Regions from separate parts of the Homo sapiens genome. Here region 1 is linked to region 2. Evidence: read pairs that join two places in POLR2A ChIA-PET (ENCODE). Cell type or tissue: PC-9. All regions are shown on one strand. Each heading gives the region's core, and the rest is flanking DNA. Links, peaks and the distances in the headings are about the cores only.

What was found. ChIA-PET counts read pairs that join two places held together with the same protein. Peaks named below come from ENCODE experiments on the same cell type or tissue, not always from the same donor. Only the 100,000 strongest peaks of a DNase experiment are listed, where the experiment ranks them.
Region 1: POLR2A ChIA-PET joins it to region 2 with 5 read pairs; 7 of 35 experiments call an interaction of 5 or more read pairs at or near these places.

What each region holds. Positions count from the first base shown.
Region 1 is chr2:231,898,489-231,902,872 of GRCh38, forward strand. No RefSeq gene overlaps it. Among named protein-coding and RNA genes, the nearest start is that of MIR1471, 8.4 kb to the left of the region's middle. In PC-9, for the core only: CTCF peaks have their summits at 2,155 (motif pointing right) and 2,356; a DNase peak (open chromatin) is centred at 2,143.
Region 2 is chr2:232,419,789-232,424,172 of GRCh38, forward strand. It overlaps the pseudogene ECEL1P1. Among named protein-coding and RNA genes, the nearest start is that of ALPG, 15 kb to the left of the region's middle. RefSeq lists enhancers at 57-840, 3,103-3,870, 3,871-4,384. In PC-9, for the core only: no CTCF peak of the experiment used is centred there; DNase peaks (open chromatin) are centred at 973, 1,593 and 2,313; H3K4me3 peaks cover 2,137 bases; H3K27ac peaks cover 2,146 bases.

The DNA of each region.
Region 1 (4,384 bases), core at 206-4,205, 520 kb before region 2:
ATAATAGCAAAATACATGACAGACAAGGAGTAAATGTGCCAAATATATAAAAAGCTACTTTAAATAGAGAAAATGGTCAAAGAACAAGTCATTCACTGAGGAAGAAATCCAGATGGCCGTAAACACAAGCAATGGAGCTCAAAGAAACACACATGATAGCAAATATCTGGTTGAGTATTGTTTATCTGACTGACTTTTTAAAAAATTAAAATATCCATTTTTGGTATGTAGAATCAGACAGCCACACATTGTTTTTAAGCAAGGCTTAGTGCTCAGTGATGTTTTACAAAGGGTTGCAAAATTCTATCATGCATGATCCCATTTAATCTTCGTGGCAATTCCATGAAATAGGAAAGTGAGATGTTATCCATTTTACAAATGAGGAGTTTTGGATTCAGTGATGTTACCTTCCCAATGTCATGGAGATAGTAAGGGGTTACCTTGTAATTTGCTGAATGTTTATTACATTATCGTTTTCTTTGGGCCATCATGATTAATTTGTTTTTCAATGAATTTCCATTACTTCAAAAGTTTCAGAATTATCGATACTAACATATTATGCTCTTGTCTCAGGGGAAGATACATTGAATGTCTTAGGAATCTCCAATTTTGTTTCTTAATGAAACAATCTATTCAAGGTAAAGCACAATTGATAGCTTAAATATCTAAAAAGGAATGTGAAAATGACTGCATTGTATTATTACTTCTTTAGTATTACAAGGAAGCTGTGAGTTATAGTACCACAGACATTTTAATGTATTTTAAAAATTTGTGAAGTTGATTAATTAATTGGTTAATTTCCTCCTTCAACAAGTATGTTTTGAGGGTCTACTGCGGGACATGCAGTTTTCTTGACCCTGGAGATGCAGAGATGAGCAAAACAGGCAAAATTGCTGTCTGCATGAAGCTGAGCTTCTAAATTTATTTTTGACATATGATAAAATAATGTTTGTGCTAGTCGAAGTATAAAATATATGACTGTACCGCCAATATTTTATATAATTCAAACAAGATAAAAAGCAGATAATTCAATAAGCACACATTGCAATTTAAAGTATACAAAGATGCTCACTAGCTTTGCCTGAAAATTAAACCTGGGATTGTAGGTATGTTAAGGTATCCTGCTAGAGGTTAAGTTTATATTTTGTTCCTCCTCTTCTTTGTGGTGTTTTTTTGTCTGTGTGGAGACCAGTCTCACTCTGTGGCCTAGGCTGGTCTCGAACTCCTGGGCTCCTGCCTTGAGTGGCTGTTGGGATCCTCCCACCTAGGCCTCTCAAAGTGCCGGTATTACAGGCATGAGTCACCACACTCAGCCCCTTCCCTTTCAAGAAGGTGCCACCAGCCTGGGCAACATGGCAAAACCCCATCTCTACAAAAAATAAAATTAGCTGGGTGTGGTGGCGCTGCCTGTCGTTCCAGCTATGTGGTGCTGAGGTGGATTACTTGAGCCTGGGAAGTTGAGGCTGCATTGAGCCGTGATTGCGCCACTGCATGCCAGCCTGGGCAACAGAGTGAGACCTGTCTCAAAAAAAAAAAAAAAAAGGCTGGGCGCGGTGGCTCACACCTGTAATCCCAGCACTTTGGGAGGCCAAGGCGGGTGGATCACCTGAGGTCAGGAGTTTGAGACCAGCCTGGGCAACATGGCGAAATCCCGTCTCTGCTAAAAATGCAAAAATTAGCCGGGCGTGGTGGTGGGCGCCTGTAATCCCAGCCACTTGGGAGACTGAAGTAGGAGAATCGGTTGAACCCGGGAGCAGAGGTTGCAGTGAGCTGAGACCGCGCCATTGCATTCCGGCCTAGGCAACAAAAGCGAACACGGTCTCAAAAATAAAATAAATAATAAGAAGGGCAAGTGGGCGTTGAGCTTGGACAAAGGAATGTGACAATGGCCTGGGCCAAGGGAAGGTAATTAGATCCCTTTTGTTGCAAAAGGTTTAAAAGAAAAAAATCTGACCAACCCTGTGGAGAGAAACAGCGGACCTTAGTTTTGGTTCTGGGAAGTTGGGCTCAGAACAGCTTCTGGGTGTCCAGGGACAGCTCACCTGGGGCGTGGTCGTGCGAATGCACCGCACAGAAGCTGGCCCCAGTGGCCCTGCTGGCTCAAGGAGCAGCCGGCGAGAGCACGGACTTCCCTTCTGCCGTCCACGCCCATTCTGACCGCCAGGCGGCGCCTTGGTGCCTGGTGCCAGAGGCCGCAGGACCAGCAGTGGCCAAGGCCGGCGCTTACAGTCCCAGGGATCAGAGGGGACGGTAGAGTCGCGGTTGGTGGGGACCCAAGCAGCTGTCTGTCGCGGTTGGTGGGGACCCAAGCAGCACGGAAGGGGGTGAGAGGACACTGCTTACCTAGTGATTGAAAAGATTATATTTTTTGAGCTGGCCACTAATTATTGGCTCAAGGCAAAAAACTGTGACACAGCTAGAATATTAGAATATTATCGACCTTTCCCCACCTGTATACCAGCATATGTGAGCTTGGGGTGTGTGTGCTGGTGGGAGGTGGGGGTGTCTCTCAGCCCCTTGGATTTGATAAAAGCTCAGCCTGGGGCCCCATTCCACGCCCTGAGGAGTTTTAAGCCCTGCCCAAGATCTCAGCAGCTCCGAATGCAGCGGCTTTCCCCCACGTCACTGTGCAGTGTGGCCCCTGGGGGCAGTGTGGCTCTGAGGGCAGGAGTCAAAGTGTGAGGCTCAGGCTCTCCTTAATCCCCCGTCCCCCAAAGGGCCCACCCTGACAGGAAAGGGGACTCACATCTCAGCAAATTCACCAAGTCCCTGAGATGTGCCTTGTGCCAGGGTCCCACCTCCTTCTTGGTCTCTACTGGCCTTGGATGATCCTCCTACCCTCCCATCTCACCAGTGCCTCCTCCCCTGGCTTCCCTGTTCCCCCTCTCTTTGTTCTGTCTCCCTCCCCGGAGCACAGCCAGTCTCCTCCTCATCTCGCGGAAAACTCAGCTCGCCTTCTCTGATGACTGGGTGCCTGTGCCCTTCCGCGTCCTCAAACCTCACCTTTTCCAGGTGTTTCTACTTCAAGACAGCGGCCCTCCTAAGAGGATCCCAGCTGCCAGGTGTTGAGCTAATAACACACTCACTGCTGTTCACCAAACGCCAGATCTTTGAAGTCAGAAGTTCATTAGGGATGAGCTATTTGATATCAGTCTTTTATTTCATAACCATTGGTCATATGCACAAACATTTTCTCTTGGCCTCTGGATATGCAGTTGGAGGTTTGTTAGTGATGGATATTTCAGAGGTTAAAAGATGAAGACCATTTCCAGAAGTTACAAAACAACCCTTAAAATTCTATAGTGAATTGGGCCGGGCACGGTGGCTCACACCTGTAATCCCAGCACTTTGGGAGGCAGAAGCGGGAGGATCAGTTGAGTTCAGGAGTTCGAGACTAGCCTGGCCAACATGGCAAACTCCCATCTCTACTAAAAATACAAAATTTAGCTGGCACATGCCTGTAATCCCAGCTACTCGGGAGGCGGGGAGAATCGCTTGAACCTGGGAGGCAGAGGTTGCATAGTGAGCCGAGATTGCACCACTGCACTCCAGCCTGGGCGACAGGGTGAGACTTTGCCTCCAAAAAAAAAAAAAAATTGTATAGTACATTGTATACTTTAAATGGTAAATTAGCAGGGTGCAGTGGCTCACACCTGTAATCCCAGCTACTCGGGAGGCTGAAGCAAAAGGATGGCATGAGCCTATGAGTTCAAGGCTGTAGTGAGCCATGATCACGCCACTGCACTCCAGCCTGGGCAACACAGCAAGATCACTTCTAAAAAAATGGTAAAGTACGTGGTATGTGAATTATATCCCAGTTAAGCTATTATAAAAAATAAAAATGTCGCTGGCAGCTCGGCACTGTCCTCTCTGGACAGCCAGGCTGTCGTGGCATATGAATTTCCCACTGTGGCTCTAACAAGTTACCAAAATGTCGTGGCTTTGAACCACACAGATTTATCTCACAGTTCTCGCGGATGAGAGGTCCAACATGGGTTTCATGGGCAAAATTAAAGCGTTGTTAAGGCTGCGCTCCCTTCTGGAAGCTCCAGGAGAAAATCTGCTTCCTTGCCTTTTCCAGCTCCTGCGGCCGCCCACATTTTCGTTGACTTGGGTCCCCTTCTTCCGTCTTCAAAACCAGCAGCATTGCATCTCCTGCCTTTTTTCTGCAGCCACTTTTTCCTCTGATGGACTCATCTGGCTCCCTCTTCCACTTTTAAGGACGCTTGTGATGACATCAGGCCCCACCAGACTACCTGGCATCATTTCCCCACCCCAGGGTCTGTATCCATAACTCACTCTTGCAGGCCTTTTGCCATGTCACGTGACACATTCACAGACTCTAGGACTAGGGCGTGAGCTTCTTTGGGGACTCAATGTTCTG
Region 2 (4,384 bases), core at 138-4,137:
TGCGCCGTCAGCGAATACCGGGCTCCATGGCACCGAGGCCGCCGCGATGCAGCCCTGGGCCACCTGGGCTATGGGATGCGCGCGGCCGCTGGCCTCCTAGTGGGCCTCTGCATGGCCCCGGGGGGCCAAAGCTGCGGGAAGAGCAGAGTCAGGCTCAGGAGGCGCAGCAGCCCGACGGGGCTCCCAGGCACCGCGAGGAGAGACGCAGGCCTGGGTGCAGAGGCCCCAGCTGCCGGCCTCATTCACTGCGGAAACCAGGGACGAGGAGAGTCTGGCGGGGCCACCATCCCCGCGTGCACAGTGGAGTCTTCTCCCCTGTCCTCCTCCCTGCACACACGTGTCGGATGCTGGATTGGGAGGCCTCTTATGGGAAGGGGGAGGCGCTGGGCACGGGGCCTGGCACGTAGGGGGCCTTCATTGCATCTCTCTTCCCTTCGCCTTTCTTGTCCACGACCTGTCCTAGCCAAGGCCAAGTGGGGTGGGGGAAGGAGCAGAGGCTGGAGTGAGGAGGTGCGGTCAGGGGCGCGTCTATGCGGCACTTTCAGCTCTCCGAGCTGGACACAGACAGACGCTTCGCAAAACGGCCAAAGAACCAAACTTTGTCCTCGTGGAAGTCTGCGGGATCTACCACTTCAAACCCGCTCGCTGGCTCCTTCTGCTCGGTGGCCCGACGGCCCACCCGCCCCTTCCCAAGGGGAACGCACTATTGCTCCAGGGTCGCGGATACACAACCCACCCCCTGCACGGCAGTGATGGGGAACCCGAGACCTGTCCGTCTCTATCCCCTTTCCGCTCCACTCCTGGCTTCAACAGGTTCTCCCTAGAACCCACACTTGCGCGAAGTTTCACCCACGCTGGGGCGCGAGCTGGCCGGGCGAGCCCAGAGCCATGCAGGCGCGGCGCGCAGTCCATGGAGCCTCAGAGCCGAGCCTGGGAGTCGCAGCCGGCGGATGGACGCAAACAAAGCCGGGAGGCTCCGCGCAGCGGCTACGAAGGTGACGGAAGTGGCCGCGGCTGCAGGGACTCAGGCGCCACCTACCCGGCAGGTGCGCGCCGGAGCCTGGCAGAGGCGGAGCGGGTCGGGCCGAAGCCGCTGCCTGAGCAGGAGCGAAGCGGCGCTAGCGGCCGGTGTCTCCCCGCTCCCGCTGCCTTCTCTGCCGCCGCCCCAGCCCGCCGCCCGCCTGCCTGCCTGCCCGAGGGAGAGGACGCGCCGGTGGCTCCACCCTCCTCCGCCCGTCCCGCGCTCCCTTCCTTCCTCCTGCGACCCTCTGGCTACCTGGCAGCGCGGCGGCAGCGGGGACCTGGGTCGGGGGCCGCGGAGACAGGCTTCCGAGGGTCGTGCGCGGGCTGCGGTAGGGGACTCCGGATCCAGTCGCATCCCGGGACTAGTGAGGGTAGCGGGTACACCCGGCAGGAGTCCCCTCCGATCCCGTGTCCCCACTCGGAACCGCCCACCAACCGGTTGGAAAGGAGCTGGAGCTACGCAGCTGGGGGCCGTCATGGTCCAGCCCACAGCCCTGGAGCACCACCCAGGGAGGACTCCTCCTAAGGATTGAGAGGGCGCTGACGGAGTGCCTGGGCTGCCCGCACAGCGCCTGCGCAGAGCTCACCTTCACCAGGGAGCTTCCTTTACCTCCTCGGAACCCCTGTCCGGGATCAGCTCTCCCCGGGGTGTCTGGGCTTCTGGTTGTCTCGCCCCCTTCCCCCAGCCTCTGATCCACGGAGAGCAACGCAGAGCCCTGCCAGAAGCAGGCCTGGGGCTGTGAGTGTGGCCCCCATGGTCCCAATAGGCGGTTGTCCCAGAGAACAGCAATCACTGCCTATAGGAGGTGACGTGGGTTTAGCCTCTGACCACACAGTCCTGGTCACCCTGCACAGACTGTCAATAAAGAAGGGTCTGAGGCCCAGCTCCTTGGCTCCTCTGCAGTTTCCCCAAAAGGGAAGCTGAGGCTGTGGGTGAGTGGGTGATGTCCGTGGTCCAGGCTCCAGTTCCCTCACTGTGGGGTCTTCCCCTACCCCTGTGATATGGTTTGGCTCTGTATTCCCACCCAAATCTCACCTCGAATTGTAATCCCCATAATCCCCACGTGTCAAGGGCGAGACCAGGTGGAGGTAATTGAATCATGGGGCTGGTTCCGCACGTGCTGTTCTTGTGCGAATGAGTGAGTCTCGCCAGATCTGATGGTTTTATAAGCGTCTGACATTTCCCGTTTGCGCGCATTCTCTCTCCTGTCGCCATGCGAGAAGGTGCTTTCCACCATGATTGTCAGTTTCCTGAGGGCTCCCCAGCTATGAGGAAATGTGAGTCAATTAAACCTCTTTTCTTTATAATTTACCCAGTCTCAGGTATTTCTTCATAGGAGGGTGAGAACGGACTAATACACCCTGATTGCCCAGGTGACCCCATGACTCATATGCAAGAGCATGGCAGACCACAGCAGTGCCCAGCGACACCCAGTGAAGCCCTGAGTGACGCAGCTGGATACCTGATGTGAGGGTGAGCGGGTGGGTAGAGTAGCCAGAGCTGCCTTGGAGAGAGAAGGCCCGAGGGGGTGCCGGGCACAGACCAGGCACAGACCGTGAGGGCTTCAGAATCTGACTCGCTGCCTACCCCCTGACTAACGACAGATCCCAGTCATCCAGCCTATGCACCTCGTCAGAATCAAAACAGAGTTCCTTTTGTTAAAAATCCTGAGAAGTAAAGCCAGGAACATGAAGGGGATTTATCATGCACAAAACCTGATATCAAGAACTATCACAGAAGACTGCAAACAACCAGCTTGCATAATGGCCTTCACAACCTTTCACCAAAAAATACTTCTGCAAGGACATCTGCCCAGCACCTGCCTGTCCATCCTCAAACTGGTGCCACTCATATCCTTGATCCTTGTAGCCAAGGATGAATATCTCAAAACAATCCTGTGATCCTCCTCCTTTTTTCTTTAAAAACCTTTGTCTTCCTTCACCTTTCTAAATTCACACATAGTTTCCTCTGGCCTGCTTATTCCCATTGCAGTACCTATTTCCAAAGAAAGTTCATTTTATTTTAGGGTCTTCCTGTATCTGTTATGCAATGTCACATAGTGGTGTCAGAAGTGGGACTGAAGTGAACTCATCTTGGATGAATCAGTGTCTCCTGGAATCTAACACTGCATTGACTGAGCCCTCTGCAGACTGCCTTTCCAGGAGTTGCTTTTCTGTTCTTGTGGGGAAAAGAAAGAGAGATCAGATTGTTACTGTGTCTGCGTAGAAAGAAGTAGCCATAGGAGACTCCATTTTGTTCTGTACTAAGAAAAATTCTTCTGCCTTGAGATGCTGTTAATCTGTAACCCTACCCCCAACCCTGTGCTCCCTGAAACACGTGCTGTGTCACCTCAGGGTTAAATGGATTAAGGGCTGTGCAGGATGTGCTTTGTTAAACAAATGCTTGAAGGCAGCATGCTTGTTAAGAGTCATCACCACTCCCTAATCTCAAGCCACTCCCTAATCTCAAGTACCCAGAGACACATGCGGAAGACTGCAGGGACCACTGCCTAGGAAAGCCAGGTATTGTCCAAGGTTTCTCCCCATGTGATAGTCTGAAATATGGCCTCATGGGAAGGGAAAGACCTGACCGTCCCCCAGCCCGACACCTGTAAAGGGTCTGTGCTGAGGAGGATTAGTAAAAGAGGAAGGAACGCCTCTTTGCAGTTGAGGTAAGAGGAAGGCTTCTGTCTCCTGCTCGTCCCTGGGCGATGGAATGTCTCAGTGTAAAGCCGATTGTATATCCATCTACTGAGATAGGGGAAAACCGCCTTAGGGCTGTAGGTGGGACATGCTGGCAGCAATACTGCTCCTTAAGGCATTGAGATGTTTATGTATATGCACAACAAAAGCACAGCACTTAATTCTTTACCTTGTTTATGATGCAGAGACCTTTGTTCACGTGTTTACCTGCTGACCTTCTCTCCACTATTATCCTATGACCCTGCCACATCCCCCTCTCCAAGAAACACCCAATAATGATCAATAAATACTAAGGGAACTCAGAGGCCGGTGGGATCCTCCATATGCTGAACGCCGGTTCCCTGGGCCCCCTTTTGTCTTTCTCTATACTTTGTGTCTCTTTCTTTTCCAAGTCTCTCGTTCCACCTAACGAGAAACACCCACAGGTGTGGAGGGGCAACCCACCCCTTCATGTTCTGGTGAATCTCCTCGAATACTCAGACTCCCTCCCTTTAGTCAGTTCCTTTTTACTTTATCCTGGATCTTTTTTGGTTATAAGCCTCCCTTAAACAAAGGACCTTGCATCCTTCTTGGGAGTATAGAGGTTGGAGTTTTGTTTTTGGTTGGGGTGTGTGTGTGTGAGGCAGTCTTGCTCGGTCACCCAACAGAGTCCTGCTCT